Regions from separate parts of the Homo sapiens genome. Here region 2 is linked to region 1. Evidence: chromatin contacts called from ENCODE Hi-C or POLR2A ChIA-PET data. All regions are on one chromosome and are shown on one strand. The core of a region is the stretch at or near the end of the contact, and the rest is flanking DNA. Distances in the headings are between cores, read along the strand shown. Region 1 holds the start of CCS (copper chaperone for superoxide dismutase). Region 2 has its middle 19 kb from the start of RBM4B.

The links. A loop is a pair of places that touch in the nucleus more often than their neighbours do. ChIA-PET counts read pairs that join two places held with the same protein, here RNA polymerase II (POLR2A). Pooled maps may share reads with other maps.
Region 2: a map of B cell shows a loop between it and region 1 (2.4-fold over the local background). The contact joins the enhancer-like site here to the promoter of CCS in region 1. A Hi-C loop is called at or near these places in 3 of 168 maps with a recorded cell type or tissue (B cell, CD8-positive, alpha-beta T cell and endothelial cell of umbilical vein), 1 of 37 single-sample maps with no recorded cell type and 2 of 50 pooled maps. POLR2A ChIA-PET finds 5 or more read pairs at or near these places in 23 of 52 experiments (A549, AG04450, B cell and 18 more).

What each region holds. Positions count from the first base shown.
Region 1 is chr11:66,590,059-66,594,842 of GRCh38, reverse strand. CCS (copper chaperone for superoxide dismutase) reads right to left here and starts at 1,658. Exons shown (of 8, transcript NM_005125.2): 1 at 1,543-1,658; 2 at 1,129-1,201. The coding sequence starts at 1,581. It overlaps CCDC87 (coiled-coil domain containing 87), which reads left to right and starts at 1,780. Exons shown (of 1, transcript NM_018219.3): 1 at 1,780-4,667. The coding sequence starts at 1,828. The coding sequence ends at 4,377. RefSeq lists enhancers at 1,794-1,883, 1,914-2,023, 2,194-2,253, 1,816-2,404, 2,405-2,994.
Region 2 is chr11:66,656,818-66,661,601 of GRCh38, reverse strand. It overlaps a transcript of RBM4 not described here. Among named protein-coding and RNA genes, the nearest start is that of RBM4B, 19 kb to the left of the region's middle. Within about 2 kb of position 2,466, at least 2 of the 41 ENCODE cell types and tissues checked have a DNase peak (open chromatin) inside an H3K27ac peak, as active enhancers do; they include B cell, where a contact is called at or near this core.

The sequences.
Region 1 (4,784 bases), core at 409-2,908:
AAAGCCCCAGTGTCTGGTCCATACCTGCCGAATGACTGGGTGAACTTGTTTTTTTTTTTTTTTTTTTTGAGAGAGGGTCTCACTCTGTCACCCAGCCTGGAGTGCAGTGGAGCGATCCAACTCACTGCAGCCTCCACCTCCTGGACTCAAGCAATCCTCCTGCTTTGGCCTCCCCAGTAGCTGGGACTACAGGAGTGCACCATGACGCCCAGCTAATTTTTGTATATTTTATAGAGGAGGGTTTTCGCCATGTTGCTCAGGCTGCTCTCAAACTCATGGACTTGAGCAATCTACCTACTTTGGTGTCCCAAAGTGCTGGGATTACAGGCGTGAGCCACTGAGCCTGGCCTGGATAAACACTTAACAGAATCAAAGGAAGCCAGTTCCCAGAGCCATGCTGGTGGCTCTACCTTTCCAGATCTTTCTCATTGTGCCAGGTCACCTCCAGACCAGCTGGCCTTTTATTTATTATTATTATTTTTTTGAGACGGAGTCTCACTCTGTTGCCCAGGCTAGAGTGCAGTGGCGCGATCTCGGCTAACTGCAAGCTCCGCCTCCCGGGTTCACGCCATTCTCCTGCCTCTGCCTCCCAAGTAGCTGGGACTACAGGCGCCCACCACCACGCCCGGCTAATTTTTTGTATTTTTTAGTAGAGACAGGATTTAACTGTGTTAGCCAGGATGGTCTCGATCTCCTGACCTGGTGATCCACCCACCTCGGCCTCCCAAAGTGCTGGGATTACAGGCATGAGCCACCACACCCAGTGGTATAGAAAGCTACCCAGGATGGTATAGGGCCTGAGCTGCTGTTTGCTTTGTCAAGATTATGTTGTTTCCCAAGCAAAAACTGCCTGTTTTCCCAGGAACTCCCTCAGCCTAGCTCCTCAGTCTCTGGGGCACCTGAGGTTCAGGACAACAAGACAGGCAGTTAGAATCTGTCAGGGCAAGCTGGACAGCTGTACTCTAGGCTCTGCCTCCAGGTCTGTGTGTAACTCTGAGAACATGCCTTTCACTCTCTGGGGTTCACTTTCTGCATCTGTAAAATGGGAGTAGGGTTCGCCTAATAGATTCGCCTGGTCCCTCCCAGAGGCTTCTGGACTGTCTGCAGAAAAGTTTACCCTGTTCTTACCTGCCACCCCTTGCAGGGATTTGCGCACCGCGTCCACACAGCTCTGACAGGTCATCTGCACCGCGAACTCCAACTGCAAGGGCGGCAGGGACCAACCGATGATCGCTGGGGAAGTGCCTTGGTATGACTTTGTTTCACCACCTACCCTATGACCACCGCAAGGGTCTGGGAACAAGCCCCACTTAACCCCTCTTCAAGCACCTTCTTCATGATCTCTCATGACCATTCCAGGACCATGGGAGTCACCCCCCAACACTCACGCAGGGCCCCTGCTACCCTCGCACCCTAGTTTCATCCCATGGCCCCAGGCCCCAACCCAAGTGCCCACTCCTTCTCCTCTTCCCAAGGTAACGATCATCCCAGGGGCCGAGGCTCTCTGCCCGGCGAGGCTCCACACGAAGCCTCGACCCTCACCGTGCAGAGGGTCCCCTGGTTCCCCGAATCCGAAGCCATTCTGGACCCAGTCACCACCCCGAGACGCAGAACTCCTCCGGCGCAGGAGCACCAACCAGCGCGGCGTCGCGGGGACTGAGCCTCTAAAGCCACCCTTAACTCCTCCTCCTAGTGCGTGCGCACGCAAGGCCCTGCTTCGTCAGCCACCGGGTGGCGGCCGCGCAGGCGCACTCGGGCCGTCGGGCTCCTGGTTGCCTTAGTAACCCCTCGGCTTTCTGTTCCTGGACGGTGGCGGCCGCCGGCTCTATGATGGAGCCCCCGAAGCCCGAGCCTGAGCTCCAGCGGTTTTACCACCGGCTGCTGCGTCCGCTGTCGCTCTTCCCCACTAGGACGACGTCCCCAGAGCCTCAGAAGCGCCCCCCGCAGGAGGGCCGGATTCTGCAGTCCTTCCCTCTGGCGAAGCTGACGGTGGCGTCGCTGTGCAGCCAGGTGGCCAAGCTGCTGGCCGGCAGCGGGATAGCAGCGGGAGTGCCTCCTGAGGCCCGACTACGTCTCATCAAGGTCATCCTGGACGAGCTGAAGTGCAGCTGGCGGGAGCCGCCCGCCGAACTTAGTCTGAGCCACAAAAACAACCAGAAGCTGCGGAAGCGGCTCGAGGCCTACGTGCTGCTGAGCAGCGAGCAGCTCTTCTTGCGCTACCTGCACCTGCTGGTGACCATGTCGACTCCCAGGGGGGTCTTCACTGAATCAGCCACCCTCACCCGGTTGGCCGCCAGCCTCGCCAGGGACTGCACACTCTTCCTTACTAGTCCCAACGTCTACCGTGGCCTGCTTGCCGACTTCCAGGCCCTGCTGAGGGCAGAGCAGGCCTCTGGGGATGTGGACAAGCTGCACCCTGTCTGCCCCGCTGGGACGTTCAAGCTGTGCCCTATCCCCTGGCCTCACAGCACTGGCTTCGCCCAAGTGCAGTGCTCTAACCTCAACCTGAACTACCTCATCCAACTCAGCCGTCCACCAGAGTTTCTCAATGAGCCAGGAAGGATGGATCCAGTGAAGGAATTGAAGTCCATCCCTCGGTTGAAGAGGAAAAAGCCTTTCCACTGGCTGCCCTCCATAGGAAAGAAGAGAGAAATCGACATCAGTTCCTCACAGATGGTGTCGCTGCCCAGCTATCCTGTGGCCCCCACCAGCAGGGCTTCCCCCTCGCCTTTCTGCCCTGAGCTCCGGAGAGGCCAATCCATGCCCTCCCTGCGTGAGGGCTGGAGGCTGGCAGATGAGTTGGGCCTTCCTCCACTCCCATCTCGCCCCTTAACCCCGCTGGTCTTGGCTACAGAGAGCAAACCAGAGCTGACTGGGCTCATCGTGGCTGAGGATCTGAAGCAGTTGATAAAGAAGATGAAGTTGGAGGGGACTCGCTACCCACCACTGGACTCAGGCCTGCCTCCTCTCCTGGGGGTTGTGACCCGTCACCCAGCTGCAGGGCATCGCCTGGAGGAGCTGGAGAAGATGTTGAGGAACCTCCAGGAGGAAGAAGCCTCTGGGCAGTGGGACCCCCAGCCCCCCAAATCCTTTCCACTTCACCCACAGCCAGTGACCATTACTTTGAAGCTTAGAAATGAGGTCGTGGTCCAGGCGGCTGCCGTACGGGTCTCTGATAGAAACTTCTTAGACTCTTTCCACATTGAGGGGGCCGGAGCCCTGTATAACCATCTGGCTGGTGAACTGGATCCCAAAGCCATTGAAAAAATGGATATTGATAACTTTGTTGGCAGTACTACCAGGGAGGTCTACAAGGAGTTGATGAGCCATGTCTCTTCTGACCACTTACATTTTGATCAAGGGCCCCTAGTTGAGCCTGCAGCAGATAAAGACTGGTCGACCTTCCTGTCCTCAGCCTTTCTACGTCAAGAAAAACAGCCTCAAATCATCAACCCTGAGCTGGTTGGACTTTACTCCCAGAGAGCAAACACTTTACAGTCCAATACTAAGAAGATGCCCTCCCTCCCATCACTCCAAGCTACCAAAAGCTGGGAGAAGTGGTCAAACAAGGCCTCCTTGATGAACTCATGGAAAACCACCTTGTCTGTGGATGACTACTTCAAGTACCTCACCAACCATGAAACAGATTTCCTTCATGTCATCTTTCAAATGCATGAAGAAGAGGTTCCTGTGGAGATTGTGGCCCCTGCCAGAGAGTCCCTAGAGATTCAGCACCCTCCCCCATTGCTAGAAGATGAAGAACCAGACTTTGTGCCAGGAGAGTGGGATTGGAACACTGTGCTAGAGCACAGGCTAGGAGCTGGGAAGACACCCCACCTGGGAGAACCCCACAAAATTCTGAGCCTGCAGAAGCATCTGGAACAACTGTGGTCTGTGCTTGAGGTCCCTGACAAGGACCAGGTGGACATGACCATTAAATATAGCTCCAAAGCCCGCCTGAGGCAGCTGCCTTCATTGGTGAATGCCTGGGAGCGGGCCCTGAAGCCCATTCAGCTGCGGGAGGCATTGCTGGCGAGACTAGAGTGGTTTGAGGGACAAGCTTCCAATCCCAACCGCTTCTTCAAAAAGACCAACTTGAGCTCCAGTCACTTCCTGGAGGAGAATCAGGTCCGAAGCCATCTCCACAGGAAGCTCAACTTAATGGAGTCTTCTTTGGTTTCCCTCCTGGAGGAGATAGAGTTAATCTTTGGCGAGCCAGTGATCTTCAAGGGGCGGCCCTACCTGGACAAGATGAAGAGTGACAAAGTGGAGATGCTCTATTGGCTGCAACAGCAGCGGCGGGTTCGCCACCTGGTCTCGGCCCTGAAGGATCCCCACCAGTCAACCCTGTTCAGGAGCTCAGCAGCCAGCCTTTAGTAGCTCCTGGGAATACCCCTATTACTCCTTGACCAGGCCCAGTGCCCTCAAATGCCTCCCTCACCCCTAAATGGCCAGCAGCTCATCTAGACCTCTTTACTGCTTTGGAAGAAGAAATATTTGTCTATATCTGGGAGTGGAGGGTTCAGGAACATTATGCTTCCAACTATGAAGGGATTGAGACTAAAACTATTGTTTTCTTAGTGAAATTCTCATGAAAGAATCCCCAAGCCTAGTAGTCCCATTATGTCAAGCCTTGCACAATACAAGCCAAATCTCCTATATCAAAAGAACTGAGACCTTGGAGTTAATTGTAGTGGGAAGGGTCAGAGGCAAAGGTGATCTTTGGAACAACTCACTTTAGCATTCCTATCACACTACATTAAATTGTCACCTCTTTTAGTTCT
Region 2 (4,784 bases), core at 1,217-3,716, 66 kb before region 1:
TCAACTGTTTGAATTCCTACTATGAGCTAGGATGTGGGAACATGGTGATGAATGAGGCATATGTGGTTTCTGTAGCCTCAGATCTACCCCCTTCCTCAGGTTTCCAGCATGGCACAGAAAGACACTAGGCCCTCAGGGCACTCAAGGTGCTGTTAGAAACTTGTCCTAAGGGCAGAAAAAGGTTGGCTGCCTGCAAGATGGACCAGAAAAGGGAAGCAACTTGCCCCAGATTGGTTTCATAGCTTGTCAGGATTTTGCTTACAAACCTGGTCCTCAGGAAGTCACCTGGCCTAGGAGATTTGGGAAAAGGAAGGAGGGGAGAAATAAATATTCCTGGGAAGAGCTGTCAGTTTGTTGGAAGATCAATCTCGGCTTTCTTCAGACCAGAGCTAGGCTCTGCCGCTGAGGAGAAATGAAATGCAAGAAATGATAGAATCAGCTCCAGGAACTTGCAGGAGAAGAATGAAAAATCTGACGAGATGAATTCAATCTGAAGTGCCTTAGGTTTGCAGGGCCTTTGAGAATCCAGGCCAAATTCAAACCGTGTATCTGTCACCCCTGCAAATCCACAAGAACCCAATGAGGTAGCATCACTGGCTCTCCCAGCAATTAAGGCTACTGAGATTTAGAAAGTTTAGGCCGGGCACGGCTGAGCGCAGTGGCTCACGCCTGTAATCCCAGCACTTTGGGAGGCCGAGTCGGGTGGATCACGAGGTCAGGAGATCGAGACCATCCTGGCTAACATGGTGAAACCCTGCCTCTACTAAAAATACAAAAAAAATTAGCCAGGTATGGTGGCACATGCCTGTAGTCCCAGCTACTCGGGAGGCTGAGGCAGAAGAATGGCGTGAACCCGGGAGGCAGAGCTTGCAGTGAGCTGAGATCGCACCACTGCACTCCAGCCTGGGCGACAGAGCAAGACTCCATCTCAAATTAAAAAAAAAAAAAAAAAGTTTAGGTCGGGTGCAGTGGCCTACCTACACCTGTAATCCCAGCACTTTGGGAGCCGAGGTAGAAGGATCACCTGAGGTCTGGAGTTTGAGACCAGCCAGGACAACATGGCGAAACCCTGTCTCTACTAAAACTACAAAAAAATTAGGCAGAAGCCTGTAATTCCAGCTATTCAGTAGGCTGAAGTAGGAGAATCACTTGAACCCAGGAGGCAAAGGTTGTAGTGAGCCAAGATCGTGCCACTGCACTCCAGCCTGGTTGCAGAGCAAGACTCTGTCTCAAAAAAAAAAAAAAAAAAAGAGAGACTCCCATCTCAAAAAAAAAGAAATTGTGATAAGTACCACAAATTACACAAAATGGGTCCAATGGCAGGGAATAATGGGAGGACATATCTACTAAGCTACAGGTGGTTTGGGAGGGCATTCCAATACTTGATCCTGAAGCTAAGACCTGAAGTTAAGTTAGCTCTAAAGCAGTAAAGAGAAAGGTCCCTTCAGATTTAAAAAAAAAAAAAAAAAAAAGGCCCTGAGGCAGGAAAGAGCTCAGTGTATACAAGGATCTGAAAGGAGAGTCAGTATGGTCAGAAAAGGATAGATAAGCAGGGAAAAGGGCCTGAGATAATAAAGTGTGACAGAGGAAAGGCACGTTCAAACTAAGGGATTGGGCATTTTACTTTAGATAAAAGGGGAAGTTGCTGAAAGGTTCTAAGTAACGAAAGAAACATCTGATTTACATACATTTCACAAGAACATTCTGGCTATTAAATGGAGAATACTTTGAAGACCCAAGGGTAAGAAAAAGATGGACCTGGAGGTCACTGTAGTCATCTTGGTGGGAGAGGATAGCATGGTCTAGACTATGGCTGTGGCAAAGACATGGAGAAAAGAGGCAACATGTGATATAAACATGATCAAGAGCTGCTAATGGTTGGGGAGGGCGTAAGAATGACTACCAGCAATCTGGCTGAAAGAGAGAATGGGATAAGGAAGACTGAAGGAGAAATGATTTTAGAGTGGGGAGTCTCAGGAGCTCTATCTCAGATATACCAAGTTTGAGGTGTATTAAGACAACCAGCCAGGTGCAGTAGCTCATGCCTGTAATCCCAGCAAGTTGGGAGGCCAAGGCGGGCAGAACCCGAGGTCGGTAGTTCGAGACCAGCCTGGCCAATATGGTGAAATCCCGTCTCTAAATTTTGTATCTAAAGATACAAAAATTAGCCAGGTGTAGTGGCACGTGCCTGTAGTCCTAGCTACTCAGGAGACTGAGGCAGAAGAATCACTTGAATCCGGGGGGCGGAGCTTGCAGTGAGCCGAGATCGCGCCACTGCACTACAGCCTGGGCAACAGAGTGAGACTCCATCTCAAAAAAAAAAAAAAAAAAAAAAAAAGAACCAAGAAGAAATGTCAGCTAGGTGTCCAGATCCCTGAATCTTGAGCACAGAAGAGAGGTTTCAAACTGGAGATATCAAGAGTCTTTAGCACCTGGATCAGTGTTACATAACAGAAATACAATGTGAGCCACAAATGCAAACCACATAGGGAACTGAAACAGGTGAAATTAAATTGTATTAATTTTATTTTCCCCAGATAGTCTGGTGGTTAGGAAAAAAAAAAATTTTAATGTATTTTTACCCAATATGTGCAAAAAAATGACCATTTCAACATATAATGAGCATTAAAAACTGAATATATATATATATATATTTTTTTTTTTTGAGAGACACTCTTGCTCTGTTGCCCAGGCTAGAGTGCCGTGGCCCAATCTTGGCTCAATAGAACCTCCGCCTCCCAGGTACAAGCAATTCTCCTGTCTCAGCCTCCCAAGAAGCTGGGACTACAGGCACGTGCCACCACGCCTGGCTAAGTTTTGTATTTTTAGTAGAGATGGGGTTTCACCACCTTGGCCAGGCTGGTCTCAAACTCCTGACATCAAGTGATCTGCCCACCTTGGCCTCCCAAAGTGCTGGGATTACAGGCGTGAGCCACTGCGCCTGGCTTATATTAATTTTTTAAATCCCATAGGTATTTGGTACTCGCAGCACTGTATATGTCTCTGGCTACCACACTGAACAGCACAACTCCATATGGTATACAAAGCCAAAGCAATGAATGAAGTCTTGAAGAGGATTTCAAACTTGGCACTAGTGATAACTGGGAAAGGTGCCCCTCCTGTGCATTGGAGGATGTTTAGCCACATCCCTGGCGGGAGAAACCCCCTAAATTGTGACAATTAACAATGATTTCAGGGAATCTCTGAGCCTATTCTAGTTGCCCATTTAAAACAAAACGAAAAAAAAAAAAAAAAAAAAAAAAAGGTCAGACTAGGCCAGGCACAGTGGCTCACGCCTGTAATCCCAGCATTTTGGGAGGCCGAGGCAGGCGGATTACCTGAGGTCGGGAGTTCAAAACCAACCTGACCACCACGGAGAAACCCCATCTCTACTAAAAATACAAAATTAGACGGGCGTGGTGGTGCATGCCTGTAATCCCAGCTACTAGGGAGGCTGAGGCAGCAGAATCGCTTGAATCCAGGAGGCAGAGGTTGCACTGAGCCGAGATCGTGCCGTTGCACTCCAGCAGCCTGGGCAACAAGAGCAAAACTCCATCTCAAAAAAAAAAAATTTTAAAAAAGGGTCAGACTAGGTGGCTCACGCCTGTAATCCCAGCACTTTGGGAGGCTGAGGCAGGCAAATGGCTAGAGCTCAGGAGTTCAAGACCAGCCTGGGCAACATGGCAAAACCACAACTACAAAATACAGAAATTAGTTGGGCATGCTGGCATGCGCCAGTGGTCCCAGCTACTCGGGAGGCTGAGGTGAGAGAATTGCTTGAGCCCGGGAGGAGGTGGAGGTTGAACACGGCACTCCAGCCTGGGTGACATAGGAAGACCCTGTCTCAAAAAAAAGGTGGGGGAGGGGGCAGGCGAGGTGGCTCATGCCTATAATTTTTTTTTTTTTTTTTTTTTTTTTTGAGATGGAATCTTGCTCTGTCGCCCAGGCTAGAGTGCAGTGGCGCTATCTCATCTCACTGCACCCTCCACCTCCCGGGTTCAAGTGATTCTTCTGCCTCAGCCTCCCAAGTAGCTGGGACTACAGGTGCGCACCACGACAACTGGCTAATATTTTACATTTTTAGTAGAGACGGGGTTTCATCATGTCGGCCAGGCTGCTCTCGAGCTCCTGACCTCAAGTGATCCACCCCCTCGGCCTCCCAAAGTGCCGGGATTACAGGTGTGAGCCACCGCGCCCGGCCTAATCTTAGTAGTCTGGAAGGCTGAGACAAGAGTATAGCTTGAGCCAGGAGTTCCTAACCAGCCTGGGCAACATAGGGAGACCCCATCTCTACCAAAAGATAAAAATAAAAAATAAATTAGCCAGGTGCAATGGTGCATACCTCTGTAGTTCCAGCTACTTGGAAGGTTGAGATGGGAAGACCGCTTCAGCTCAGAAGGTTGAGGCTGCATTGAGCCATACTCATACCACTGTACTCCAGCCTAGGCAACAGAGCAAGACCGCACCTAAAAAAAAAAAAAAAAAAAAAAAAAGACTAAAAAATTGATCAGGGGCTGAGGATTAACTACAAAGGGGCACAAGGGCTTTTTGGCTGACAAAAATGTTCTGTATTTTGATTGCAACAATGGGAACAAGATTGTAACCATCAGTTACCAAAATTACCAGTACATTGTCAAACTGGGCATGGTGGCTCACGACTGTGCCTATAATCCCAGCACTTTGGGCGGCCAAGGTGGTGGATCACCTAAGGTCAGGAGTTCAAGACCAGCCTGGCCAACATGGTGAAACTCCGTCTCTGCTAAAAATATAAAAATTAGCTGGAC